Linked DNA regions of Homo sapiens: regions 2, 3, 4, 5, 6 and 7 are each linked to region 1. The links are chromatin loops, found by intact Hi-C in ENCODE. Cell type or tissue: heart right ventricle. All regions are shown on one strand. Region 1 overlaps ZNF423 (zinc finger protein 423). Region 2 overlaps ZNF423 (zinc finger protein 423). Region 3 has its middle 59 kb from the start of ZNF423. Region 4 overlaps ZNF423 (zinc finger protein 423). Region 5 overlaps LOC105371244 (a long non-coding RNA gene). Region 6 has its middle 21 kb from the start of ZNF423. Region 7 has its middle 65 kb from the start of ZNF423.

Region 1 (4,000 bases):
TCTGCTGTGACATCCTGGGCTTTTGTTCCTGTCACAAAACTTCAGGGAAGGAAGTTTTATCCTTCTGTCTCAGAACCCTCTAGGAGGAAGTTCTTTCTTGAGTGTAACCTCAGAGCCCCCTGCTACTGCTATTTAAGTGGGCAGGCACACTGTGGCTTTTCCTGGGGAATGGCATAGGCATTCTGGAGTTTTCCTCACCAGTGGTCCCAGGTGTGGGTTCCAGCCTTCATCATGTCTGCACCAGCAGTGCCCTGGTGAGCCAGTGTGGGCCATGTGTGTCACACTGAGCCTGTTCTTGGCATCCTGGCAACAGGCTGCTTCATTCTCCAGAGATCCCAGACACCCCCTGTGCCCATGTTGGTAGTGGGTGGTCCTTGGGGATTTTGTGGAGATCGAATATCATGTCTGGTTTTCTGTGGCCTGTGGAACAAAGTCCATGTTTGTTGGTACTCAAGGCCTCCACTGTCCGTAGGCCATGTGCCCACCAGCCTTCCTGTGACTTCTGTGCTGGGACCTGTGCCTGCATCGCCACTTGGATTCTAGGCTCCACACCTCCGTCTCTGCTATTCTTTCCTCTTGGAATGCCCTCTCCCCTTTCCACATATCCACATCCTATCCATACATTCATTCGTTTTCTTTCCATTGACTCATTCACAAATACTGCCTGAGTGTCTACTTTGTGCCAGGCCCTAGGAACCATAATTTGAGGACAAGAAAGAGCTGTCCATGTCTCCCTTCCTCATGTCCCCTCTCTTCCTCCTCCCTGTCCTCCCCCTAATAAAGAATGACCCACCCACACCAAGATAGCAGGGGTTTTTGACTGGCGGTTGGCAGGGTGTGAAAGTGCAGACCTCCAAGTTGCTCCTGGGCAGCTGTGCCTGCTGGGGATTGGAGGCCCAGGCGTATGGTCAGGACAGTGCATGCCCAGCCCTGGGTCCTGAGAAAGGAGGTGCCGCCACCCTGTGTGCAGCTCAGCAAAGGAGGTCAGTCTAGCTCATGAGAGGTGCGTGGCTGTGTGGGAGGTGGGCTGCAGGTGCCTGGAGAGGTCTGCAGGGATGGGAAGTGATCCATGTGCCTAGAGGACTCAAAGAGCAGCTTGGTTGGGAGGGAGGAGAAGGGAGGCGGGAACTGAGTCAGCAGAGGCTTGAAGGTAGCAGGAGGATGGCTGTGTAGAGTGTGGATTCGGCTCCCCACAGGACTAGCTGGCTGTCCCTGCACAAGTACAGGGAGAGGTGCCACGGCTGGAGGGTGCGGGTTCCCATGGAAACCGCCTGCATCCCATCTGTGGCCTCAGACAACCTGCCTGGTGCCTCTGGGTCCCTGACGCCCCCGACCGAGGTGTCAGGCCCGGCCGGCAGAGGTGGCACTGTGTCTGGTGCAGAATGCGGGTGATTTGCAGACTGCGGTGCCCATGGGGTGCAGGCCCTGGGAAGCCTGGCTCCCCTGAAAATCCCCTTGCTCTAGTGGATTCCAGCCATCTGGTTCAGTGCCCGGTGCTTCCAACCTGGGTGACCTTGGGCCTGTAATTTTTGCCTTCCTAGGCCTCGGTGTCTTCATCTTAAGAAGTCCCACCTCGCAAGGCTGTTGTGAGGATTGAAAGAGCGGTGCCTGCCACGGCACAGAGCACGCATGCCCACCAAGCCCCGGCCGTGCGCCTGCTCCGCCCGCATGAGCACGAGGCTGTCGCTTGGCGCTGTGGGCATCTGCTGGGAGGCAGGCGCGGGCTGCCTCTTCCCGGCCGGGAGCTCGCAGGAAGGGTCGGTGACATTACCACGGGGGCCGCAGCCTTCGCAGTGCCCGTCACGGGAAGGGACTGCGCGGGGCCCTGCTCCAGGGAGCAGGAGTGGCCCGTCTCGGCCCCGGCCCCGGCCCCGGCCCCGGCCTCGGCCTCCGGGCGAGGCTACTGGCATCACCTGGTCGCCCTCGCCGCGGACCCGAGCCCAGGAGAGACGCGGTGCCTCTGCTGACCCCTGGCGGTCAGCGGCACAGCTGCAGGAGTCGCCGGGCCCTGGGGGGCGCCCAGAAGGAGCCTCTCCCGGGGATCTAGGGTCCTGTGCGGCCCCAAACAGGGCCACCCTACACCTGGTGGATGTTGCCTCCTTTCTCCAGGTGTCATGAGGTGGAGCACCACCTGAGGCTTTGATGAAATGGGTCTGAATTTGGAACACGAACCACTGAAAAGAAACAAAAAGACGGCTTTCAGATGCCAAATCCCACCCCCAGTCCCAGGCCGCTGGCTCCTGTGAAACAGATCAACCCTGCTGGCCCCCTCTGGCTGGCAGGGGGAGGAAATGCCATTGACTGTAATGAGAGGGAAACATTTGGCCACAGGGTCCCACCTGGGCCCTGGATTCCTAGGTGCATTCGGCCAAACTGCACTGAGTCCCTGTCTCTGGTTGGGCCATTGCCATGTGACCAAGCAGGCAGGCTCCCGGAGCCCAGCAGCAGAGGCTCCTCCCGCGTCTTCCTGCCGGGTGACCTGTCCCCTGCCTGGGCCGCAGGCACCACGGCCGCCCACTGCCTCAGCACGCCTGTGCCCGCTCGGGTGTTTCTTGGCCGGAGAGCTGCACAGCACATCTGCTGTCTCCCTCTGCTAGGCTCGGAGCAGCCACGGGGAAGACTGAGAGGGGGATGCGAGGGCAGCCTGCAGGCGATCAGAGTTTCCTCCTCTTCATTAGAGGAAAAGGGAGATGGAGAGGTGAACAGGGATGTTTTTAATTCCTGCCTCCTCCCCGGCATTTCCCCTTTCCCTCCACCTAGCCAGTCCCCCCGGTAAGACCTGAATGGTCTTTAAAAAAAAAAAAAAAAAAAAAGCCAAAAAACAACATATAGGGAGTCCAAGTTGGCAGTAACAGGAACCTATCCCCAAGCCCCAAATCAACGTGGCGTCTTGGCAGCTGCGTCCCTGGAGCACTTTTTCCTTGTTGCATTTTGTTTTGTTATAATCGAGACGCTTTTCTGCGGCTCCCGGCGTAAATGCACTGAGTGGGAGGGACGAGCATGCTCTCCATTCTTCTCCTTCATGTGTGTCTCCTTTCTTCGCCTTTGCAGAACCACACGATGAGCCAGCACGCACAGTGAGGGATCGCTCAACAGGACACCTCTCCGCAGAAGGCTTGCCGGAGACGCCGTGGGGAGGGCCATTTGAACATTACATCCAATCAAAGTGTCATTTGCAACCCAGATGTAAAACTCTAATGATTTGGCCATGAGGCGCTGCTATTATAAGCAGCTGGAAATGAATATTAATGGCAGAGATTAAAAGTATTCCATGCTCAGTATTTTTTATTGTCCTGCTACAGCTAGTGTGCTTTTAGACTTTCCGCCGCAGACTACATTTCTAGAGTTAGAGAAACCTGCTTTTTAAGGCTATTGTCCTTTGTTCCTTCATGTATTATATTGATAGTTTTTAAAAAAGAATTAGTGTGATTTTTTTTCTTTGCTTCTTTTTTTTCTTTCTTGTTTTTCTTCCCCCCCACCCCCCACCCCCTTCGGTTAACTACTTTTTAATTGCAATTCTAGGTAATTGTGCATCGTGATGTGATTGCTTGGCTATTGTCTGAATATTTCCTTTTAATTTTTTAATTAAAGACTAATGCTTTGATTGGATTTGCCAGTTCACCGGACAGTGATTAAAACTATGTAATGAATATAATCGGTTTCAGTGCAACTGGATGGTCTGCTTTTAAATGTGACTTAATCTGACTGCAGTAACTAGTACAGTTCAATAAAGGGAATCCATGCGATTAGCATCCGGCTGCCTGGTTCTCTCCTCCCCAGCCTAGGGCCGCGTGGGGGGCTGTCAGCTCCTGTAAGGTGTGTTCCCCTACAAGTTCCTGTGGGCTTGCACACGCCCTTGGGGACCTGCACACAATAGACCCTGCTCCCCTTGGAAAAGAATCGTAGTAACCTAATGCATGCAGACTGGACAGGCTGGCAGTGGCCACAGGAGTCAAAGCAGAAGACCCCTTAATGATGGAATACCCTGATCTTCCCACTC
Region 2 (4,000 bases), 100 kb before region 1:
TCAGGCTAAGCTGGTCTGTGGCTGGGAAGGCAGGAAGATGCTAGTGAGTGCGCCTGGGAATTTAAGTTCAGGCAGGATCAGGGGCTGTTTGGAGGGCAGTTTAGCCCTGGGGTTTCTGGAAAGATTTGACCTTGATTTTCAGCCTCTGTCTGTAGCCACTGAAGTATGTCCAGGGACAATGTCCCAGTGTGGGTTTACCACATGTGAGCTCCATCTGGAGCTGGGAGTGGCAGGGAAACCCTAACTTCTTGAGCCCCTCTTTTGTACTGTCCTCATTGGGGAGGAAAACCAACAGGAGGGGACACAAGAGAGACCCCCCCACCCCCACCTCAGCAGCACTCCCTGCCCTCCCGCCTTTAGCTGTGACGCAGATCGTGCTGTTGGGGTCACCCGGGTGTTCAGGGTGAAAATGGCCAAGGTGGTGGGGTGGAGAGGAATTTAAGGACCAAAACAAGAAAGAGGATGCCAAGGAGTTCTGAAAGAGCCTGGCTGGGCCTTGTCTGTGTTTTGGGAGCAACTGACCAAGGTCCAGTTTTGTAAGAACCAGCCTCCTTCCGCCCTCTTGCTCTCCCAAGACATCTGCGTTGACAGCCCTGTGTGTGCCTGTCGTAGCTCCTGAGGGTATGTCTGTGAGCCTGAGTGGTGGCCTCTGTGTATCATGTTGTTCTTGCTGCTGTTGGCCGTGTGTGCTCTAATTTGTGTTATATTTGCGCCTGTCCATCTGCATCCCCGTGAGTTTGTTTCGAGTCTTCTGTTTATGGGTTTAGATGTCTTTGTGCCTGTGGGTGTTTTTTTGGGCTAACACATTGGATGCTTCTTTCTGTGCTTTGTGTTTGTCTTTGAGTGTGTTTGTGGTCTTATGTGTTTAATGCTTTGTATTTGGATCTGTGGGTTTATCTGTGTTTTTGTGTCTATCTTGGAGTGTATGTCTCTATATTCCTGTCTGTGTGTTGTGTGTATGTTGGGTGTGACAGTGAACCCCTCTTCTGTATGCCTGTGTTTTTCTGTTTGTGTCAGTATGCACTTGTGTGTGTGTGTCTGTGTGAGAGAGGTAAGCATTCCCTCTGTTGAGAGAGGCCTGGGGGCTTCCCAGCTTGGAGGCAGCTGGCTGTGTTACCGCAAGGGTGTGGCCATCTCTTTCCACCAAACTTTCTGATGGAAGGAGAGGAGAGAGGAGGCAGGGAAGAGATTCCAGAGGGGCCAGAGGGGATGGCGCATGGGAGGGAAGTGTGGAATTTTTAATAAAGAGAGAGACAACTGAACCAGGGTCTAACACCCTGCACAATCTGGAAGGGAACATTTACTGCTCTGGGTTCTTAATCCAGATATGTCCCCACTTCTGTTTACCCCCCAGCTGAAAGGCAGGCAGCTGGGGGGCTGAGGGGAGGGGATGGTTCTCAAGGACTCGCTTTGCACTGCTAGTTTTTGAGTTCTATCCTGACTTGGTCCATCCCCAGTAATCTAGGACAACATTTCCTCCTGTTCTCCTGCAGGGGACAGGAAGCTGCCTCTGGGGAACCTGCGGGTTCCATGGGGGGCCAGGAGGAGCCTCTTACAGATAGAGATTTCTGCTGCCTTCTGAGCCCCTGGCAGAGTTCTTGGTCTTCTCTTCAGTAGTGTGTTGCCTCCGCGGCCCCCTCTCCCCAACCTTGTGCTTTCCTAAATAAGCTTTACTCACTTTGCAAAGGAAGTGGATTTCTTCCAGGTCCCACACCAGCGGTGCTGGTCTTGGGGGCTTCTCGGAGATCTAAGGCCATTCTCCCTTCTCTGTGAGCAGGCTTGGGGCTTGGGTGTTTCATGTATACAGATGGAGAAACAAAGGCACGGAGGGCATATGGCTTGGTTGCAGGCAGAGAGTCAGGGTAGAGTTTGGAAGTTGACCTGTGGGAGGTGCTACAATCCCACCAGAAAGAGATCTCTGCAAACCCTGTCCGCCAGACTTCAGAGAGGGTTCTGGCGGGAGAGGCAGGGGTGAGACCTCTAAGGGACAAGAGTGAGGTCTGTGAATGGCAGAGAAATTTTTTTTTTTTTGAGACAAGGTCTTACTCTGTCACCCAGACTGGAGTGCAGTGGCATGATCATAGCTCACTGCAGCCTTGACCTCCCAGGCTCCAGCAATCCTTCCACCTCAGCCTCCTGAGTAGCTGGGACCACAGGCACGTGCCACCACCCCTGGCTAATTTTTAAATTTTTTTTGTAGAGACAGGATCTTGCTATGTTGCCCAGGCTGGTCTTGAACTCTTGGCTTCTTGTGATCCTCCCAAAGCACTGAGATTACAGGCATGAGCCACCACGCAGAGCCCAGAGGTTTGGCTCTTTGGGGTGGGGATGAGTTTGGGGTCAGAGCTGGATTGCTGTGGATAGCAGTCACCACCAGGGGTCCCCCTTCTCTTCACTCCCCCATACAACCTTTCCTCCAAATCCATCTTGATCAGGTATTTGAAGGATTTTGGTTTGGGGAGGGTGAGCTGATGACTGCACCTGGATGACTGACCCTTCTCCAGACCCACAACCGCACGAAAGCTGTCTCTCCACACCTTGCTAACATATCTTCTTCCCTGTTTATGGATGGCAGTGAGAAGTTGAGCCTGTGAATCTGGGCATCGCAGAGTGAAGACTGATCTGTTAGAAATGGATCTAAAATGAGCAAGGAGCATGTGGGGAGGGGAGGCGAGGGGATAGCCCTCAGGTCCGCCGGTTCTGGCAGAGGTGGGGGCATCACACACCTTTGCTGAGTGGGTTTGAGTTTCCTGCCTGCTTTGTCTTTTGTGTAACTATTCTCTGGTTGCACGTGGCTGACTCCCGGCTGGTGTGGGTGACGAGGATAGGCTTTACAGCGATGCCCTGGCACACAGAGCTGTCTTATTCACGTTTTGGTTCATGGCTTATGGCCCAGGCCAGGGAAAAAGAATTCACTCCTGCAAGTGACTTCTGCAAAAGAATTCTGTCACTGTGTTTTAGGGGAGCCTGCATTAAGAAGACTCTGGGGTCGAATAGGTCCCAAACTGCATTTTATGCTTTATTTGTTGAGTAGATGATGATGTGGTGGTTGTTATCAATTTTCCTAATTGGCTGTGTTCCTTATAATTTCAGCTGAACTGCCCCTCCTGTTTTTAAAAAAGCTGTGTTTTAAAAAACTCAAATAATACACTTTCCTTACAAGAAAAAAAATGCTGATAAACAGAAGAAAGAGATAGAAATCACCCTTAATCTCACCTCCCAGGGAAAACTGCTGTTAACAATTTGATGTTTACCTTTCCCAATTCTGTGTGTTCACACATGCATAGATACAGTTTTAAAAAGCATTTTGTTGTAGTTTGATATTTATACAGAAAAGTAGACATATCAATAAATAGAAATTAAAAGCAACTGCAAAAACCTCAATTACTTTTACACCAACCTAATGTAATAACCCTTTATTGATGCATTACATACAGAAAAGCTTACTTGTCATAAGCAGCAGATAGCTTGCTGAATTTTCCCAGACCAAACCCAGGTAAGCACTACATCATGACACAGTGTGACCCACACCCCAGAAGTTCACCTCCTGCACCTTCCTGTCCCAGCCCCCAGAGGACCACAACCCTGACTTCTAACAGCAAAGACAGTGGTGCCTGTTTTTTTTTCCTGTGTAGAAATGGAATCACTGCCTACTCTTTTGCATACTCATGTTTGGTTTCCAGCAGAGTTTTAATGTCTGTACTGTTTTTGCACACTTGTGTTTGGTTTCCAATGCAGTTTTAATGCCCATACTGTTTAGTTTCCAGTGGAGTTATAATGCACAGACTTTTGCACACTTGTGTTTGGTTTCCAGTGCAGTTATAATGCCCATACTATTTTTACACATTTGTGTTTAGTTTGCAGTGGACTTACAATGTCCATACTATTTTTGCACACTTGGCTTGGCTTCCAGTGGAGTTATAATGCCCTATTTTTGCACACTTGTGTTTAGTTGCAGTGGACTTATAATGCCCATACTATTTTAGCATACTTGGTTTGG
Region 3 (4,000 bases), 420 kb before region 1:
TCATAGTAGCTCCTCAGTACATGTGTGGATATTTTCTTTTAGGTCTTTGCTCTCTTTCAGTTGTAGTGAAGTTGTCTCAGTGTGGACCTTTCCATGGCCTCCATAGGCAGATGGGAGCCCTGTCAGTCATTTGGAAAAGCCCTTGGTCAGTCCCAGGCCCACACACTCACTGGGCCCCTCACACTCACTGGGCACCTCACACTCAGAGCCTTTCTGGAATCCTGAATCTGGGTCCATTCCAGGCCTGCTCAAAGAGCATCCAGACACGGGTGGTGAGCATCATGCTGGAGTCTATGGCTGATAAAGAGATCACTGAGCAGCCCATTCATATTGTGTGTCATCCAAAGGAAAATCAACTTTAAACATCAGATAAAATATGACAGGCGTTTTAAGAATGTATTTTCCAAGCAATGCACTGCGATGGGAACAGGGCTGGTGGGCAAGTTGAGGCTGCGCTGCTGAGACATGCAGTGAGGCCTGCTGCAGACACTTTAGTGGGTCCACTGTCTCTGGTTCAGCATTGCAGCCTTGTGGATGCCTAGACTGGAGGGGGCCTTCAGGCCAGGCTGCTGGCAGCTGGGGAAACAGGCTAGTGGGGGTATCACACTTGAGGGTAACTGCCACACTGATGCTGGAACCCCTTCCTGATGGAGAACCAGGAGGCTGCTGGTCAGTCCTGGCTAGAATCTTCCTGGGGACCCTGGGTCTGTCACTCTGCTTCTCTGGGACTCGGCCTTCTTTTCTTTGAAATGGGGATAACCATACCCACTGTATTAGGCTGTTCTTACATCGCTCGAAAGCAATACCTGGGGCTGGGTGATTTATAAAGACAAGTAGTTTACTTGGCTCATGCTTCCGCAGGTTATACAGGAAGCATGGCACTGGCATCTGCTTGGCTTCCGGGGAGGCCTTGGGCAGCTTCTACTCCTGGTGGAAGCGGGAGCAGGCTGTTACGTGGCAGAGTGGGAACAAGGAGGGTGGGGAGGTGCCATACACTTTTGAACAACCAGACCTTGTGAAAACTCGTGATCACGAGGACAGCACCAAGCCACGAGGGATTCACCCCCGTGACCCAAACACCTCCCACCAGCCCCACCTCCAACACTGAGGGTTACATTTCAACATGAGGTTCAGGTGGGACCAATATCCAAACCCTATCACCCACCCACAGGGAGGGATAAACAACATTAGCAGGGGTTAAAGCACTTGGATTTTTTTAGAGGCAAGGTCTCACTGTCTTGTCCAAGTTGGAGTGCAGTGGCGCAATCATAGCTCACTGCAGTCTCAGACTTCTGGGCATAAGCAACCCTCCTGCCTCAGCCTCCTGAGTAGCTGGGACTACAGGCAAGTGCCACTGTGTGTGGCGACTTTTTAATTTTTTTTTTTTTTTTTTTTTGTAGAGTTAGGGTCTGACTATATTGCCCAGGCTGGTCTCGAACTTCTTGCCTCAAGTGATCCTCTTCCCTTGACCTCCCAAAGTGCTGGGATTACAGACCTGTGCCACCCTGCCCAGCCTTAAAACACTTTGAAAACAAGTTTATTATTTAAACAGGCAAAAGTCCCAAAAGAAAAAAATTTTCAAGCCATGCAAAAGGCTCTAAGATACAGAGTAAGTTTCCCTGCTGCCTTTGGACACTGGCTTCTCCCTCCCGCCCCACAGAACGCGTCCCTCCAGAGATGTTGCTCCCATGCACGTGCACACGTGTACACACTGTCCTGGACTTGGCTTTTTCATGAGAGCCTATATATACCTTGGAGCTTTCCATGTCAGTTTAGAGAGCGTGGTCTCGTCCTTTTCAGTGGCTGCTGTGGATTCTGCCATGTGGCTGTCCGGTGCTCTGTTAGCAGTCGCCTACCTACCGGCATTTGAGTGCTGAAATCTAAGCTGCAGTGAATAGCCTGGTTCGTGTGTGCAAAAGCTTTGAAGAGTGGGAAGCACCCTGTAACTTAAGAGGTTTTGTTGGGAACCTGAGCAAAGGGTGGGGGAAAGGCTGGGACTCGTAGCCAGTAGGTTCAGGATTTGGCTTTGCTGACTATTCACAAATCTTCTTCAACCCAAACCTGATTTTGTACCTGTCCATGATGTGAGCTGAACCACATACAAAGATGAGTTTTACAGGCATCCAGCCCTTCCTTACCCTGGAGGAACATCTGTAAGGACTCTGTCATCATGCTGAGTTGAAGAGACTTCTGAATCCAAGGGTCTGCCTGAGGGAGAGCAGGTCGGGGGTGCTGGACCCTAAAGAGCCTCGCATGCCTTGAGATTCTTGTGCATTTGGAAATTCTTGATGTCATAGATACCCGAGGAGGCTTTCCAGTTTGTAAAGCTCCCCCAGGGTCTCTGCCCCACCACTCCCTCCTCTGCTGGGACAGATGCTGTCCCTCAAGCTACAGACCTGCCCCTATCAGCCAAGGCCAGGCAGTTCCTGGTTCCTCCCTGCCCGCCCGCCCCTCCCCCCACCTCTTCTGCAGATGATTGACAGTGAGGTGTTCATCTGCTCAAAGTAGACCTGCTTCACTGGTGGGAGTGTGGCCTCACCCATGGCCCCTGTTGGATAAACTGCAATAGGACTCCACGAGACCATCACCATGCAGGAGCCCTCCCCACTAGGCACTGGGAGAAAGTTGGGAAAATATTCTAGTATGGTTTCTAGTCCCCATGAAGAACTAGTAAAGGCCTCTTTCAAGGGATAAGACTAATATTTGATGGACTTACAGGCTAGCTGAATGCTAGCCACATAATCGTAGAATCTGCTATGCTGTTTTCACGTCTATTTTCTCATTTCACGCAGGGAAGTAGGTAGAGCAGGTATTATCTCCATTTGACAGATGGGGGAACTAAGTCTCCAAGATACTATGTGGGGGACAGGCTGTTGGTTGCCTGTCCCACAGCCATTCCTCCATCCCTCACACACAGACCCTTCTTCATCCCCATTTTGCTTGTCTTTCTTCTTCCCAGGGGCCTGTTCTTCTTCCCAGGGAGAGTGGGCCACTCCACAGCCCAGGATGTGATTTTTGACTGATCAAGCCCTGTTGACCTCTTCTTGCCAAGGACAGATAAACAGAGCATGAGATCTGGTGCTGGCTGAGAAGTCGGCTGGGTACTGGCGGGGGGGTTTCCCTCGCTCTGATAAAAGGACCCAAGTTAAGAATACTCCCTTTCATTTTTTGCCTTTGATCGTTGTTGGCTACATGTGATTTCTAGAACTACTGTAGCCATCTTGGAGTCAGGAGGAGAGTTAGTGCAAGTTGTTGTGCTAAGGATGTGTATCTGTTATCTATGGCCACGATAATACTGTGGACAAGCAACCTCAAAACTCGAAAGGCATTCAGCAAGAAATATTTATTGCCCACATGACTGGAGTCAGCTGATCTATTAGGTTGGTGCAAAAGTCATTGCGGGTTTTGCCACTACTTTTTTCACCAACCAAATAGCTTGCCTCAGATGTGTCCTTTGTGTCTCTCATCCTGCAGCAGGTTCTCAGAGAAATGGCAGAGGTGCAAAGGACAAGCTCTAGCACGCATCAGGCCCATTTCAAACCTCTACCTGCATCCGTGTGCTAGAATGCATGGGTCAAAGTCAAGGGACTGGGGCTGATGGGTACCCAGGGATGTGGTTCCTGCATGAATTTGGGGGCAGGGATGAAAAATGGGGGCCATTGCTCTAACCTACCACAGAGGGCAGGGCAGAAAGATCAAAGGAATCTGCTCCCTGATAATATGATTGACTTACTGAATTAATGAAGCCTGGAGCTGCCCTACCTTGAAGCCATTGGTTATTCAAGAATAAAGCTGGGTGCAATGGCTCATGCTTATAATCCCAGCATTTTGGGAGGCCAAGGCAGGAGGATCATTTGAGGATTCACAAGTCTGAGACCAGCCTGAGCAACAAGCAAGACCCTGCCTCTGTAAAAAAATAAAAATAAAACAATTAGCCAGGTGTGGTGGCACATGTCTGTAGTCCAGCTACTGGTGAGGCTGAGGCAGGAGGATGGCTTGA
Region 4 (4,000 bases), 260 kb before region 1:
CTCACCCCACCCAAGGGGGATTTGGAGGCAGGTGGTCACGTGTCTGGCTTGGTTTGGGTGTCCACAATAGCCTGAGGGATGTGTTGAATTTTAGAAGTTACTGACAGGTGAGTTCTATGGGAGAGGGCTATGGTGATTTTCAAATGCTGGGTCAACAGCATTCTGCAGTCCTCACCATGCAGGTGCTCCTCATGTCCTGGAAACTTAACTTCAAGCAGGTGGCTGATCAAGCCTTGCTGTTGGTAGGAGCAGGGGGCTGGCCTCCTTATTCACCTAATCTTCTCTACATGGGAACAGGATAGTGGTTTTATGACTCATTACTGAAGGCTCCCTTTGTTAGAAGTTCAGACTGTAGGAGATGTCGGTGTAGCCAGTTTTAAGCTGAGTCAGGAAGAGCATCACGAACCTATGGAATCTCCAATAGCACATGGAAACAGGAAAAAATGAGAATGGAAATTCTTGGCCTCATTTATAAATAAGCGTTGATTAAAAGTCTATTTTTTTGTCTTTGTTGTGGAGGACACAGGAGTGTTGGATTCAGTCCCAACATTGCACAGCGTAATGGAAAAGAAATAACTGTCATTGTGCATCGTGACAAGTAATTTATAAGAAAAACAAAAACACTTGCACAGGGCCAGTTGTCTATTGTGTGTTGGTGACACAAAATGGGACTTCTCACTATAGTTAGGTGGGGTTTCTGTCTTTTGGCAGGACTTTGGCTTTTAAAAGTGCCACACACTCTAGAAGAAAACAAGGAATTATGCAGCCATGTGGACATGGGTTCTGAGGCCTGTTCATGTCTGCCCCTCCCCGCGCATGCTGGCTTCCCCCCGCCATCTCGCAATGGACTTGTCCTCAGGGGTGCTCACAAGTGTCCGAACTCATCATGGGTGCTTCCCCCTGTTCTCAGCCCACCCATGACCCGTGCCTTTTTGCCCGTGTGCCCTGGGAGGTGGTGATGGTTGCCACCTCCTCCTTTCCATGCAGGTGAGAGCTGGGCTGGATGAGGTGGTCTCTTAGGTCCCTTCCAACTTGAAGCTTCCCTGGGTCCAAGCTTAAGGGATGGGCAGGGACCTTTCGAGACACGCATTTGGTGGGAAGATGCCCCTGAAAGGTGCCATGGAGTCATCTGTGGCAGTCCGGGTGCTCTTTGTCTAGGCCAGTGTTGGAACTCCGGGGAGGGGTCCAATTCCGTATCAGTGTGGCGGGGACTGGCCTTCCAAAAGGCTGTTTTCCAAGCGCTTGATGTTCATGCTGTTTTCATTCTAAGATGTGTATTTTGTCATTGCCTAACATTTCTGAAATTGGGAAGCATTTTAATGTCTGTATGTGTGTTTAATAAAATGACAGTCCCTCCAAAGAGAGAGCTGTCATTAAGATAGTGGTGGGCCACACACTTAGAGCCTCTTAGACCTCACAGGCTGTCGTAACTGGTGATAGGCGGCCTGGGCTGATGCAGGCTGCCCCCAGGATTCAAAACAGCAAGTCCGTTTTGAAAACCCTTGTCTCTGAAACCTTCCAGTCATCTCTGTGGGCTGTCATCTAATTTTGCTTAAACACTGCATTTGCCTCCCCTCCCTCACTCACAAACCTCCAGTGGCTCCCTATTTCTTCTACCTGAACCTTGGACTCAGCCTGGCTTTCAGTCTGGCCCCTGCATCATTCTTTCTGCCTCAATCAGCCACTCACCCAGTTCCTTTCCAGTAGGAAGATTTCATGATCTCCTCCGAGGCAGGGCCGTCTCTGACTCCACCGGGTCCCTAGCACAGGGTCTTCGGGTGGCAGGCATTCCGGCAACACTTGTTGGCTGATGCATTGATGTGGCTGCAGCTCAGACCTGAAGTCCTTTGGGCATTTTATTACCATCAGCATCTGGGCAGTGTAACTCGAGGATTAACAGAGTTATAGGAGAAAACTCCACTCTAAGAATGGCTAATTATTATTATTTTTTAACCAACTACAATTTACAGAGGGTTCGTAGAGGCACAAAAGAGCACACACCCTGTAAACGAGGGTTAATGAGAAAGCTTCCCGATAGCTTGTGCTTCATCAGCAACAGAACAGCGTGTAAATAAATCTAATTTCTCTCCAACTCAACTCGTCACAGGCTTAATTACCGCAGCCACAATGTGTGCATGTGTGTGTTTTTTTCATTAGCGAAAGAGGGTCATTATTAGCCATGTCTGGTAAGAATTATGATGAAGAGCCTGGCTTACCCTCGATAGGTGTCCTCAGAGAGCAGAAATGAACTTTCCTTGTGAACTAAAGAGTTCCCAATTAAGGTGGTTTGGAGGAAGCAGGAAGCGGCAAGCAGATTAGAAAAAGATTACAGAAACGGGAAAGCGGGCGAGGAGGCGGGAGGGTTCTGGTGGGCTCGGTTAATGACCGAGGGAGGAAGGTTTTCTTCTGGGGGCTGTGCCCTCTTTTCCCGCCTGCTTTGTTATTTGCTTGCCCAGAAATCCTGGGGGCTCCGAGACCCCTCCTGGGGTCCTGTCTTGCATTCTGGCTCCAGAGAGCTGAAAATGAGACTTGCACTTGTGGGGGGACAGGGCTTGACCGCTCCCAGCCACCTCTTTTCGATGGCTTTTCACACCTCCCTCCCCTCCTGCTGAGGAGGGAGGCAGGGGAGAGCGTGCCGCTGCCACCGCGGAAGATAGCCGCACCGGCGGACTGTTGCAGTGAGTGTATTGTTCTAGAAAGAAATAGCTGAAAACCCTGAGTCAGAAATTAGTTAACACAAAGGAAGTTGAACCCTACAGGCCAAGTTCCAATTGTCTGCAGGAAGTGCCCTGCCCAGGGGGCCCTTTGAGGGAGGATTTAAGTCCATTCTGCCTGGCACTCTGTACACAATGTTGGCAAAAAAAGTTTTTTCTTTCCTTCCGACCCCAGGCCCGCAAGCCCCCCATAATGATTGCTTTCCTCATTAAGCAGTGCAGGAGGCCGCACTTTGAGGTGCAAATACATCTCTAGTGATTGAGAAATGCAGGCGGCTTCTCCGGCTTGGTGCACATGTGTTACGGCTGCTGAGACGCTGTCTGTCCCTGAGGCAGCCCGAGCTGCCCCTCCATCCCTTGCACTGGGCATAGGGCAGACCTGACAGCTTTCATAGTGGAAGAGGACCTGGAAGCCTCTTCTGGGTCTGAGGGTCCCTAGCATGTCTTCTTCTAGGTCCTGCTTGGATGCCTCCAGGGATGGGAGTCTCATCTCATTCCAAAGCAGCTTGATCCCTATTGGCAGCCCTGATGATCACATTTACTGAGCACTTACTGAGTGCCTATAATTACTTAATTAAACAAACATTATTGAGAATCTCTTCTGGACCAGGCACTGTGCTAGGCATCGGGGATTAATCAATGACCCTGGATGGAGGTTTCCTGCCCTCTTGGAGCTTACGCCAGATTGAATGCAGGAGGGAACTGATAAATGCAATGATGAATGCTTTGAAAACTAAAAGTGTGTAGAGAGAGGGCAGGTTAGGTGGGGGCAATGCCACTGCCTTGCTCAACAAGGAGGAGTTACTAAAGCCAAACTTCTCCCCGTTTCTTTATGAAACCCCACCTGACCTGGCCTTGGGTTGGGGCCTTTGCATAAACAAACTATTCTTCCTCCACCTTTTAATGCCTGGCTTTTTTTTTTTTTTTTGACGGAGTCTTGCTCTTGTCGCCCAGGCTGGAGTGTAGTGGCGCAATCTCAGCTCTCTGCACCCTTCTCCTCCCGTGTTCAAGTGATTCTCCTGCCTCAGCCTCTGGAGTAGCTGGGATTACAGGCGCCCGCCACCATTCCCAGCTAATTTTTGTACTTTTAGTAGAGACGGGGTTTTGCCATGTTGGCCAGGCTGGTCTCGAACTCCTGACCTCAGGTGATCCGCCCGCCTTGGCCTCCCAAAGTGCTGGGATTACAGGCATGAACCACCATGCCCAGCCAAATGCCTGGCTTCCTCGTGCCATTCAAGTGTTTGCTCAAATGTCCTTTCTCCAGAGAGGCCTTTTTTGATAGCCAG
Region 5 (4,000 bases), 51 kb after region 1:
ACAGGTGTGACAGATGCCCTGGATTGCATGGAGCTGGCTGTGCCTGTGCACACACACCCGTCTGCACCCCGTCCTCCCCTCCCTACACCTCCCTGTCTTCCCGGCTAGCTCAGGTGTGGTGCATCTGTGGCCCATTGGCAGCTCTCTTGCCCGCAGTGCACAGGGAGCTGTCAGGTTAAAAGCTGGCTTGCTCGATTTGATCCCACATGCGAGCTGTTTTATTTCCCTCTCTCTCCCTTACACGGCTTCGGTGTGCTTTTATAAATATTTCACTAGCCTTGCTAAAGTCTATTTCATCTCTCTCTTAAATTTATTAAATATAAATGCAGCAACAACTCTACCATAAGTCTCTCTTTGCTGTCAAAATCTCAGGCTCCCATGGAAGTAAATATAATTTGCTTTGTTTACCGTAGGTAACTTGGAGCCCTATCTGCTATCTCAACACCCCCTAAGCACCCCCAAATCTCCCTGTTTTTGTTAGCAGGGGTCTGTCTCATCCCAATGTAGTGCACGGGGACACGGGTCACGCTTTGAAGAGGGCGTGACAAAGGGGCTGTTCTCCGACACTCGCATGGCAGGGAATTTCTTGGTCCGCTGGTCCCTCAATGACACAATCAATGAGTAAAGGGGGATACCTTTACTCATCACCTCAGACCTGAGCACGCCCTGGGCCCCATTTGGGCAGAGCTTTGCTCTTTGCTTTTCTTTTAAAGTAAAGGGCCCATCTGCTGCAGCTAGTGACCTGGCCAAAAAAGACACAGACTGCTGTGAAATGATTGAGGGCAGTGACTCCCCTCCCACCCCAGGAGCCAGAGCCGACAGAGCCAAGAGCAAGGCAGGAATTCAGGTCCCCAAAAGCAAGCCAGAAGCACCACCTCCAAGCGCCCTGCCACTTCCTTTGTTCTTTGTTAATTGCAAAATAAACACAACCCTGCCCACCGACTGTGGAGAAAGATTTCTGCCAACTGGGGGACCCGGCAGGTAGTGGGCAGGCATTTGCCCTCCATCAACCACATGTGATTTCCTGGAGGAGAAGGGGCAGTAGAGAAGGGGCAGAGTGGCAGGGCTGGGATGGACCTAGCTTAGGGCTTGTAGGTCAGGGAAGTGAGGGAAGTGGATGTCAAGATGGAAGACACAGGCACGCTTTGTTTGCATCTGAAATCAGTGAGAATAGCTTTCTCTTCCACAAAGAACTGGATCTCTTTCACCCAGGTGAAAGGTGCTATTTCTAGCTCTTATTTCTTAATGAAAATGGCCCTCTCAGTCTGTCCTGTTTTTCTCTACTTTTGGTGGTGACATTGGAGCAGAACGATGGCATTTCCGCTTTCTATAAGAAAGAGGGCCAGGCTTGTCTAAGAACCCCCACCCCTAACTCCTAGCCTGGCATCTTCCATTAAACTTGCAGAGATGAAACAGGTGACTGACATCTTGGGCTGGGGGGACAGACGTTTAGAATTAGCTCCTGGATGCATCCAGGAATTCAGATCTGTGCTAAAACTCTCTATAGCTCCAGAAGACTGGCTTTTACAGTGGCTGTGCCCTGGAGTCTCAGAGACTGTCCTGCAGATTCAGGAAGAGAGGTGTTGTACGGACTTGCAGATTTTCTGTCTCACCGTCCCATTTAGACACAGGAAGACAAGAGAAAGTTACCTCTAGGAGGTGAAAGGAGTAAGTTTTTTGGGGGGGTCAACTGAAGATCTGTGTGAGAACCTTTTCCACACTACAACAATAGACTAAAAAAAATTGACTCAGCTTACATAGAATGCAATTGTTTTGTACAATTATTTTGCTTAAAAAGTGAAAAGGGTTTTAGAATTGTGGTTTTGAACTTGTTAGTAATTTTGATTTTTCAGTTTTATTCTTGTATTTTACAGTCACAATTATTATTATTTTTTTCTTTTTAGATCTCAAGCATGTTTAATGGCCCCCGAAAAGAATCTATAGACCCCACACTGTTTATGGGGTAAATCAAGCCTCTGGGTCTGGGATGGAAGAACCAGAGTGTGGGGTTTCAGAGAAGGGTAGTGGGGAAGAAGCCACTTGCTCTGGAGCAAGTGATCATTGGGCCTTCCCTGGGATGGCCCCAGGGAGCACGCCTCTGGCCGACCTCCACCGGCCTGCCAACCCAGGCTGCGGGGGCGGCTGCGAGTCCCCCGAAGGTAAATGACGCGGCATCAGCGGGGTCCCTGTGTCAACTGCATGATGGCTTTCAGGCCTGGGGCTGGTGGCTTCCTGTCTCACCGCTGAGAGCGAGGCTATTTCAGGATCTCGCTGCTTCCGTCTGTTCCGGGGAGGGCAGGATGGAGGGCGGGCAGTGGAGAGGAGGCGGAGGCCCGGGTCTACATCTACCAGGTGTTTCAGAGGCAAACTTTCTTTTTCCTCCTGTTTCTGCTGCCCACTGCTGGTGGAATGGGTTTGTCAAGTTGGCATTACTTTCTTTGAAATGCTTTTTATTCACTGCTTTTGGAGTAAAAAACAAAACTCAGTCATATCCCTACTCAAGGCTTGGATAATTGCCCAATACAGCAACATCTTCTGTAGTAAAATTTACCTTCAAAAATCCTGTGAATCATTAGGACCTGATGGGTTCTGAGAATTTCACTTATTTTGTTTGTTTGTTTGTCTCTTGGGCATTTTAGCTGTGCCTTCCCTGTCCCTGGGGCGATGGGGATGAGGGAACAGTGACAGGGTCAATAAATGCGCCTCTGCCTGCCTATTTCTCTCTCCTTCTCTTTGTCTGCACTCACTTAGCTGAATTTGGGTAAGATGGTTGTTTGTGGGAGCCAACCCCATTGTACTTCTGCACAGTACGTTTACTGCTGTCAGAACACTCTCACACGCACACGCACCAAGCCATTGTTTGGGGAAACTTCCCTGGCAGGTCGAAGGAATGGAATTGCTGTCTCCATTTCCCATCTCAGGACGCTGAGGCTGGGAGAAGGGGACCGGCCTGTGCGGGTTGCAGGATGCGTGGCTGGGGTTTGAAGCAGCGTCCCCACCCCCGTGCGTGGGCTGTTGCCATTGCCCCACGTTTCTCACGTTTCCCCTTGGCCTTACTTGAGATTCCCTGTTCCCTGTGGAGGGGCCTAGGAAGGGCCCCTGATTGACTTTTGGCCCCAAACCGTGACTCTCTCTCAGAGGTGGCTCAGGGAACTTTAATGATTTAGGGCAGCGCTGCTTAGCCAGGGGCAATTTTGTTTCTCAGGGGACATTTGGCAGTGTCTAGAAACATTTTTGGTTTTCACAATTGGGGGTTGCTACTGGCATCTAGTGGGTAGAGGCTGTTAAACACCCTGTAGCCCAGAGGACAGGCCCCTCCTGCCCTGCAACAAACAATTATCCGGCCCAGAATGTCAACAGTGCCAAGGGTGAGAAGCTCTGGTTTAGGGGAGTGAACTCCAGGTGGTTAGGAACTATCGCCACATATTTCTTGCCTTCTTCTAAGCTCTCGGTCCATGATGTTCAGCAAGGAGTCACTGAGCACCTCCCACACGCATGGCACACTCCCATCTAGGCTGCCTGCCTGTGCCATCTCCTTACACTCTCAAAGGCATGGTAAAGTGGGTGAATCTCTCCATAGGACTCATGAGAACATGAGGGTTTAGAGGGTGTCACCGTTGGGTGTCCTGGGAGGTAGGCTCTGGGGTGGATATTTGTATGCAGAACCAGCCTCTGTAGGGAGAGAGGGACTCAGGATGGGGCAGAGAAGGAGATGGGCGGTGATGCAGTCATAGCAAAGGCCTCTGTTGATCCCCTGGGAGCCCTGGCACTGCTGTGATCATTCAGAGATGTTCCAAATTGGGGTGAAGAATCCAGGCTTTTCTACCGGCCCCCAACATTGACCATTAGATGTGGCCACCCCAGGGTGGGGGGTGTCAGTGTGTGAAGTGTCTCTTGGCTGAGGGTAAGGCTCTGAGATGGGCTCAGCCAGGAGCAGAGCCACCAGCATGCCTAAGCAGCTGTTCCCAGGAGGCTTTTGGGGATTTGGGCAGAGCTCGGT
Region 6 (4,000 bases), 380 kb before region 1:
ATGATAGACTGGATTAAGAAAATGTGGCACATATACACCATGGAATACTATGCAGCCATAAAAAAGGATGAGTTCATGTCCTTTGCAGGGACATGGATGAAGCTGGAAGCCATCATTCTGAGCAAATTATCGCAAGGACAGAAAACCAAACACCGCATGTTCTCACTCATAGGTGGGAATTGAACAATGAGAACACCTGGACACAGGGTGGGGAACACCATCCACTGGGGCCTGTCGTGGGTTGGGGGAGGGGGGAGGGATAGCATTAGGAGATATACCTAATGTAAATGACTAGCTAATGGGTGCAGCACACCAACATGGCACATGTATACATATGTAATAAACCTGCACGTACCCCAGAACTTAGAGAATAAAAAAAAAAAAGAAATTTCCTGACTTTTACCTGCTAGTAATGAATTCACAATTTTATGAACTACTCTGGGGATTTAAGGATATGTGCCAGTAAGCCAGGCTGGGCCCAGGGACCACCGCTTGCTAACTCCAGACTGGAACATTTCTGCCTGACATTCAGTACTGTGGTTCTCACCAGGGGTACACATTGTAATTACCTGGGGATTAGGGGAAAAAAAAAAGCTAACTCTCCACTTCCCCCCAGAATGCTGACTTACTGGCCAGGGGTGGAGCATCTTGAGGAACTTGAGGCGCAGCTGAAGGGCTGAATCCTGGGCTGGCTGGGTGGCTGGGTGGCTGGGGTAGGTTCCGTCACTGAGCCTTGTCTTAGCTATCTGAGCAGTGGGGCAGTGGGCATATAGGCAGCATTCTCTTAGGTAAAGGGCTTGGCACATTAAAAAGGTGCCCAGTGAAGTGAGGATGGAAAAGCAATTGGAAGCTGCTTTTGACTTAGATGCTTGAACCTGGCTTTGGAAAACAAACCCTTTGGCTTTCAGGACTGAGACAGTGGAAAGTTTCCCCAGGTTGGGGGCTGGAGCATGTGAGTCTGGGCGCCACCTCTGCCTCTGGCCAGCTGTGAGGTTTAATGTTCTCTGCTCTGAGTCTCAGCATCACCTGCTTTCTTGAACATCATATTGGCTGGGCCTGTCTTCACTGTGAATGCCCAATATTCACCCCAATTTATTTGAGGGGAGGCACTGACTCAAGGCGAAGCTTCTACCTGTGTTTCCCTGGGAAACCCCCAGGCAGCCTGAGAGAGTAGGTATAATTGGCCCATTTGACAGATGGTGCTCCCTCAGGGAGACACAGTCTGAGAGGAGCCCAGCTCATTTTGGAACCCAGGACCTAGGTGTATCTGACTCCCAAGATTAGAGCAGGGGATGCCTTCAGGGGCTGGGTGAGCGACTGAAAGAAGGGCTGGGTTTACAGCGGGGTGTTTGGGGAGTGATGTGGTGACCTAAAGAGCCCAGGCTCCAGCTACAAAGACTGGGACTCATGTTAAAAAACAAAAAACAAAACAGGCCAGGTGCGGTGGCTCATGCCTGTAATCCCAACACTTTGGGAGGCCGAGGTGGGAGGATCGCTTGAGCTCAGGAGTTCAAGACCAGCCTGGGCAACATAGGGAGACCCTGCCTGTAAAACAAACAAACAAACAAAAAACCCAAAAAACAAAACACAAACAAACAAACAAACAAACAAAAAAACGCCGGGCGTGATGGCGTGCGCCTGTAATCCCAGCTACTCAGGAGGCTGAGGTGGGAGGATGGCTTGAGGCAGGGAAGTCAAGGCTGCAGTCAGCTGTGTTTGTGCCACTGCACTGCAGCCTGGGCGGCAGAGTGAGACCCTGTCTCCAAAAAGAAAAAACAAAGTTCTACACAAGTATGCTGGCCAGTGAGAACCCTGGGGCCCCCGGTTTGCGAGCCCCTACTGGGCCTGCGCAGTTTGCGGGGCTTTGGGTTCTCGGATCCCGGCTGGAGAGGATCTCCAAGGCCTGCGGGGCCCATGCCCAGGCCTGGCGGCAGGGGGCGCCCGAGCTCCCGCGCTGACCGCTGGTCCTCCCGGCCCTCTCAGACGCCTCCCGGGGCGGGTCTCCAGCTGCTTGCCCTGGGAACAACCCTAGCCAGCCGTTCCCGCCCCTCGCCCGCCACGCCGCACCCTGACCCTTAAGCGGCCCCCGCCCAGCTCCCTCCTGTGTCCCTGCCCCCTCCCGCCCCCTGGGCTGGCCCCTCGACCCTCTGATCTCACTCCTGCCTCCCGCCGCTCGGTCCTCCCCTACTCGGCCAGCTGGGCGGCTCCTCAGTTGGGGACCGGGGCCTCGGAGCCCCCGGCCTCGGGCCTGCGCCCTGTTCTTCCAGCTTGGGGGCTCCCTCTTCTCTCGCCCTCCTCCCCTCTCCTTCCTCCCACCCCCGCTGCGACGGCTTCCTTCTCCTCCCACCCCCCGTGGCTCTGGAATTCCTGGGGGAGCCTACTCCCCCAGCCCGGGCTGCACCCGAGCGTGCAACAAGTCCCGCCGAGCGTGCGAGCACGCAGATGAACACGCGGTTCGCGGGCAGCCGCGGCTGCGTGGACCCAGCTGGATGTTTCAGCGTGCACAAGTGCGTGTTTCTGCATCCAACTCTGCTTAGACACTGGTGTGTAATTTTTTGTGCACACACATTCAGTGACTCTTGGGGAAAGTTTTCTGAAAATCCCGGGCTGGCATTAAATATAAAAAGGCTTTGTTTAATGCCAGAGGCATTTTCCCCCGTGTTCTGGAAGTCGAGAAGCGTTCACCTGCTTCCCCCTTCCCCTCTTAAAGACCCGGAGGCCTTGCTAGCATTGGGAGAGAGGGGAGAATAGAGGGAGGTACACCAAAGAAGTGGTTCTTTTAGAGTCCACCTCCCCGTGCCTGTACCACAGCCCTACCCACAAAAGGCTTTCTCAGGCCCTGGAAACCTCCCTAGTCTTTGTCTCTTTCCTGGGCTGTTTAGCTTTGAATCTTCTTCCTCAAATATCTGGGTGTGTTACAATGATGCCGACATCATTCTGGTTTTGGAATTCAAGTTGTAGCTTAGCCAGCATGTGGAAGGCTGTGGAGCAGGGTGTTTGGAGGGCACTGTAGGGAAGGTGGGCAAGGCAAGGAAACTGAGAGCAGGGGGGCAGAGTGGCCCAGGGAAGGGGTGTCCTCTCCTTGAGCTGACCACTGTGAAGTGGGTCATATGTCTTATAAGGCTGTTTGCGTCTATTTCTTTTATTGTACATTTAGTGCCTCGGAGTATCTGGGCATAATAGATATTAAACAAAGACAGCTGGACTGGGCGTGGTGGCTCACGCCTGTAATCTCAGCACTTTGGGAGCCCGAGGTGGGCAAATCACGAGGTCAGTTCGAGAGTAGCCTGGCCAACATAGTGAAACCCTGTTTCTACTAAAAATACAAAAATTAGCCGGGCGTGGTGGTACGTGCCTGTAGTCCCAGCTACTCTGGAGACTGAGGGAGGAGAATCACTTGAACCTGGGAGGCGGAGGTTGTGGTGAGCCAAGATCGCGCCACTGCGCTCCAGCCTGGGCAACAGAGCAAGACTCCATCTCAAAAAAAAAAAAAAAAAAAAAAACCAAAGAAACAAAGACAGCTGTTTATGATTTTGTTGGATTTTTTTGGAGGCAAAGGTATAGAATAGTGTATAAAACCATACACTTTGGATCTGGATGCAAATCCTGGCCCCACAATTTTCTAATAATATAACTTTATGTCAATTTCTGTGTGCCTCTTGCCTTCTCTGTAAAGTGGGGCCAGCAATGATTGCACGCCTCCCAGGGTTTGTGTAAGGATTGAATGAGTCAATTTACATAAGCACTGGAACAGTACCTGGCACATATAAGTGCTGTGTAAGTTTCAGTTTTTATTATCCCTCTAGAACAGAGGTTGGCACCACCTGTTTTTATACAGCCCTCCCTTGAGCTAAGAGTGCTTTACAAATTTTTAATGGTTGGGGAAGAGAAAAAGAAACACTCATATTTCAGGACACATGAACATTACACAGAATTCAAATTTCAGTGTCCATAAATAAAGTTTTATTGGAACACAGCCACACCCATGCATGGGTGTTTT
Region 7 (4,000 bases), 430 kb before region 1:
TCCCCTACAGGCCTGGGCACCCTACCTGGCACTTGCCCGGTGCTCTGTGAACTGAATGGGAAAAGGAAAGCAGACCAAGTCACCTGGAAAGCAGGCATGGGACGAGGAAAGATCAGTGGTCTTGGAATCCAAAAGTAAAGGGCGGCATCGTGGCACTGCAGCTCTCCGGCTATTTGCTTGGGCAAATCCTGGCTTTCATCTCCAGCTGCCTCGTCCATGGCAGAGAGATCGTGGGTCTAACCCTCGTTGTGTCACAGTGAAAGCATGCTCAGGGCCAGCATGTGGAGCTCTCACAGAGGTTGCTCCTATTCCCTGGGCTTTCGCCCAGAGCTGCGTGCTTTACACTTGCAATCCCCTCCAAACCTCCCTGCTACTGGATCCGGAAGGCTCCATTTTACAGATGAGCAAACTAGACGCAGTGAGGTTGAGTCAGTTGCTCAATGCCACACAGCTGGTCATCGAAGAAGGCTGCCCTTGAGCCCAGATCTGCTCACCCCAGAGCCCTGGGTCCTAGCTTTTAGGCTCTGGTCTCTCTGAGGCTGGAAGGGCTTCCCTGAGCAGTGGCCAAGCCAAGAGGTGGCTTAGGGGAACAGTTTTGTTGTGGTTGTAGAGTCAGGGTCTCCCTGTGTTACCCAGGCTGGTGTCAAGCTTCTGGGCAAGTGATCCTCCCACCTCGGCCTCTTAAAGTGCTGGGATTACAAGTGTGAGCCACCACACCTGGCTGGCCTAGGAAAACTTAAACCCATCTCACATCTCCCCCAGCCCCTCCAACCCCTGAGTGAAATTTATGGTTCAGGTAAAGACGGTGTGCCTGTTCTTCAGCTTCAAGACAAGCCCTCAGCCCCTGCTCCTAAGGCAGACTGCCAATCTCCTAGCCTGTCCAGCCTGCCCCTACTCAGTGAGCTGATGAGACAAGGAGTGGGGCTGGGATCCTCTGAGCCAGACCACACTTGAAGCTTCCGGAGAGCCAACACAGGGAGATTCTGTCCTGGGCTCCAGGCCTTTCTGAGACAAAGCCCCTCCATCTACATGTCTCAGTTGGTGCCTGGTCCTGGGCGGCATGCAAGGCCAGGCTGTTTCCAGTTTTGAGTGTTCCTATGTGGTAAAAATGAAGAAGCATCAACACAAATTTCCACCTTTGTAGTGTACTTACATAAATAGCTTTCACAGATTAATGCTTCTAACACACAAATGGTGTGATTTAACTATGCCAGGGTACTTAGCATATTATTTTTTAAATTGATTTATAGGTCACTGAAGGGAGGCTGGCCTGGCAATGGACCGCAAGATTCAAGGTGGAGAATGTCCCTCGTTTCCATCCTGTTTCTGTGACTTGTATATGACAGTATTTAGGGAAGGTGAAAGGCATACCTTTGTGGCTCCTGTCCTGATAAGGTGGGCAACCAATTGCCACAGTCAGGGTTGGGGAGGGGCACAGGGAGGTGGTGGAGCCCTGCACCTTCACCCCATTACCTGTGCTGGAGTTCCTGCCATCGGAGGCTTCCTGAGAATTTCCAGCCACCAGAAGGGGGCAGACGGTGACTTCTGAAGCTGGGACACAATGGGTCTGTGAGGAGGCAGGCAAGAGGGGGTGGAGGCGCCAGGCTGAAACCACCACCTCCACCACCTTGGGACAAGCTGGGCCCCCATCAGCTGGGCTTGGCTCTCCGGAAGCTTCAGGTGTGGGCTAGCTCAGAGGATCCCAGGCCCACTGCTTGTCTAGTCAGGTCACCAGATTGGGGAGGGCTTGACAGGCTAGGGGGCTGGCAGTCTGCCTTAGGAGCAGGGGCTGGGGCTGGTTTTGAAGCTGAAGAACAGGCACATTGTCTTTACCTGGACCATACATTTAACTAGGGGGTTGGAGGGGGCTGGTGGAGATTTGAGGTGGGTTTAAGTTTTCTGAAGCCAGCCAGGTGCAGTGGCTCACACCTGTAATCCCAGCACTTTGGGAGGCTGAGGTGGAAGGATCGCTTGAGCCCAGGAGTTTGAGACCAGCCTGGGCAACACAGGGAGACTCTGTCTCTACAACAACAAAAACGTTCCCCTAAGCCACCCCTTGGCTTGGCCACTGCTCAGGGAAGTCCTTCCAGCCTCAGAAACCCCCAGAGCTGCCGAATCGTCCCGCATGGAAGACAGACACAGATGCAAGTGTCTAAATGCCTTTGTGCATCCTGGTTCCAGGTGGGAGGCGCTGGGAGATGGGGGCCTCTCACTTAGAAACTGCCTCCCCTCCCAAACCTGGACACATGGCCCACTGCTACACACCACCACCACCAGTGTTGGCTGTCGCAGGACGCCGAGGGCCTGTGGTATGTCTGGAGCTTCCTCGTGGACAGGCCTTTCAGCAGTGTGCCATGATGGGCCCAGTCCCTGTTGAAATTGAGTCCTTTGTGGATTTCCTAAGCTACAAAGCAACCCCAGCCCTGGGATATCTCAAAGAGAATTTTTAAATGACATGAGCTGGACATGCAACCACAAGGTGTCTGCCCAGATTAAGGCGAACTCCAGCATGGGCCTTTGAAGGGCACTCGATTTCCCAGGGTGAAGATGGATTTCCACAACAGAATTCACAAAAGCCTCCCCAGCCCACACTCGTCCACTGGGACAGGGCTCACTGTCCCTGGGGGCTGCGGGGAAGGTTCCAGGATAGCAGGTATTTTTCACATCCCACCATACACTGCTGCCCAGGCAGTGGTACCAGCACCAGAGTCCCCGGACCTGTGTCTGCCCTAAGTGTCCTGCCTCCATGCTGTCCCTTCTCAGCACAAGACCCACTGTGTGTCTAGCCCCCCACCCCACTGGTTACATATCCATGGCTCCTGCAGCCTCAGAGCAAAATCCAGACGTTTATTGTGTTTCTGTGTGGCCTCCAGCCTCTCCACTTCCTCCCTCCACACACAACCAGCCACCTGGATGTCCAGTCTCTGGAGCCCTGGGCTTGCCCTGGGACCGTCCCACATTGCCATACTCTGTCTGGACTCTCTTGCCCCACTCTATGCAGCTAACTCCTCTTCATCCTTCGAGAGTCAGCTAAAATGTGGCCTATTGCAACAGGACTTCCCTGCCTACCAGGACCCTCGGTCCTGTCCTTCTGCTCAGTGCTGTCACAGATCTCATCATCACTTATTTATGTCACTACAGTCACAAGCCCAGCTCAGTGCCCAGCACATAGTAGGTGTTCAACAAACATGTGTTATGTGAACTCAGGAGCCCCTCATATGTGTCTGCTCCCTCCGGCAGAGGCCTACCTTGAGCGGGGCTTTGACCCTAAATCCAAGGGTATCCAAGAGGGACATCTGAGCCAACCTTGGGTCTCCATCTGCCCATGACTCCCCACCCCCCTTCCCTCCCCTGAAATGCACTTTCTTCATTCACTACAGATCTAGAACCTCCTGCAGGAACTGAGCTGAGCTGGCTAGCTGCAAGCTTCTAGGCAGGGAACAGGCATGGCCAGTCTGGAGGCTGCCTGAGAGACTGGGGCTTTGCTTCTCAGGCCTCACCTGCACCACCCTCCTTAGCTCACTCTCTGAAGCCCACCTTCCTGGAAAAGCAGGAGCCCCAGCCCCACCATTCCACTAAGCTCCCACCTCCAGCCTCTTGCTGGAAGTCTCTTGGCCAGAAGGAAAATGTCCCTTCACCTAGACAAGGCCCAGGTCCCTCTATGAGGGCTTTGGACTTGGCAGACAGCATTGGGTGCATCAGTCACCATTCAGACTGGCTTTCTGAGCCACACACAGTGCTCAGACCTGAGGGACACCATGAGGAATAAATATGGCCCCTGCTTCCCCAGCCCCAGGCCTATCCCAAGAGCTCTCATCCTTTCTGTTCAGGAAAGACTTTTGAACACATTTTAGTGGCTCATGAGAAGGGATTGAAGGACCCTAAGTCAGGAAGAATGACATATCACTGGCAGAAGAGGATGACAGAGCCTACTAGAAGCCCACTCTTATGCTCTCTGCTCTGCTTTGGAAGCAGGACAGAGGACAGGCACCCCAGGAGT

The links. Peaks named below come from ENCODE experiments on the same cell type or tissue, not always from the same donor. Only the 100,000 strongest peaks of a DNase experiment are listed, where the experiment ranks them.
Region 2: it touches region 1 in a loop (8-fold over the local background); 63 of 110 quality-filtered maps call a loop at or near these places.
Region 3: a loop joins it to region 1, with 2.1 times the contacts of the local background. A loop is called at or near these places in 30 of 110 quality-filtered maps.
Region 4: a loop joins it to region 1, with 2.7 times the contacts of the local background. A loop is called at or near these places in 23 of 110 quality-filtered maps.
Region 5: it touches region 1 in a loop (2.2-fold over the local background); 14 of 110 quality-filtered maps call a loop at or near these places.
Region 6: it touches region 1 in a loop (4-fold over the local background); 27 of 110 quality-filtered maps call a loop at or near these places.
Region 7: it touches region 1 in a loop (5-fold over the local background); 30 of 110 quality-filtered maps call a loop at or near these places.

The regions. Positions count from the first base shown.
Region 1 is chr16:49,490,356-49,494,355 of GRCh38, reverse strand. It overlaps ZNF423 (zinc finger protein 423), which reads left to right. Exons shown (of 8, transcript NM_001379286.1): 8 at 3,052-4,000. The coding sequence ends at 3,081. Among named protein-coding and RNA genes, the nearest start is that of LINC02179, 26 kb to the right of the region's middle. RefSeq lists enhancers at 585-1,206, 1,207-1,830. In heart right ventricle, CTCF peaks have their summits at 1,784 and 1,988 (motif pointing left); DNase peaks (open chromatin) are centred at 1,939, 2,185 and 2,425; H3K4me3 peaks cover 1,269 bases; H3K27ac peaks cover 1,046 bases.
Region 2 is chr16:49,591,466-49,595,465 of GRCh38, reverse strand. All of the region lies in intron 5 of ZNF423 (zinc finger protein 423), which reads left to right. Among named protein-coding and RNA genes, the nearest start is that of LINC02179, 130 kb to the right of the region's middle. In heart right ventricle, CTCF peaks have their summits at 2,164 and 2,374 (motif pointing right); a DNase peak (open chromatin) is centred at 2,525; H3K27ac peaks cover 447 bases; H3K27me3 peaks cover 542 bases.
Region 3 is chr16:49,913,288-49,917,287 of GRCh38, reverse strand. No RefSeq gene overlaps it. Among named protein-coding and RNA genes, the nearest start is that of ZNF423, 59 kb to the right of the region's middle. In heart right ventricle, no CTCF peak of the experiment used is centred here; no DNase peak of the experiment used is centred here; H3K27me3 peaks cover 375 bases.
Region 4 is chr16:49,753,672-49,757,671 of GRCh38, reverse strand. All of the region lies in intron 2 of ZNF423 (zinc finger protein 423), which reads left to right. Among named protein-coding and RNA genes, the nearest start is that of ZNF423, 100 kb to the left of the region's middle. RefSeq lists enhancers at 2,403-3,061, 3,062-3,720. In heart right ventricle, a CTCF peak has its summit at 2,222; DNase peaks (open chromatin) are centred at 2,418, 2,646 and 2,890; H3K4me3 peaks cover 1,286 bases; H3K27ac peaks cover 2,509 bases; H3K27me3 peaks cover 759 bases.
Region 5 is chr16:49,439,851-49,443,850 of GRCh38, reverse strand. The region is part of intron 2 of LOC105371244 (a long non-coding RNA gene); the gene reads left to right. Among named protein-coding and RNA genes, the nearest start is that of LINC02179, 24 kb to the left of the region's middle. RefSeq lists enhancers at 72-573, 2,095-2,374, 1,630-2,577. In heart right ventricle, CTCF peaks have their summits at 2,409 (motif pointing left) and 3,287 (motif pointing left); a DNase peak (open chromatin) is centred at 2,290; H3K4me3 peaks cover 416 bases; H3K27ac peaks cover 3,384 bases; H3K27me3 peaks cover 238 bases.
Region 6 is chr16:49,874,775-49,878,774 of GRCh38, reverse strand. No RefSeq gene overlaps it. Among named protein-coding and RNA genes, the nearest start is that of ZNF423, 21 kb to the right of the region's middle. RefSeq lists a silencer at 1,859-2,018. In heart right ventricle, CTCF peaks have their summits at 1,716 and 1,922 (motif pointing right); a DNase peak (open chromatin) is centred at 1,944; H3K4me3 peaks cover 956 bases; H3K27me3 peaks cover 1,414 bases.
Region 7 is chr16:49,919,564-49,923,563 of GRCh38, reverse strand. No RefSeq gene overlaps it. Among named protein-coding and RNA genes, the nearest start is that of ZNF423, 65 kb to the right of the region's middle. RefSeq lists a silencer at 367-550 and an enhancer at 1,227-1,958. In heart right ventricle, a CTCF peak has its summit at 1,518 (motif pointing right); a DNase peak (open chromatin) is centred at 1,583; H3K27me3 peaks cover 829 bases.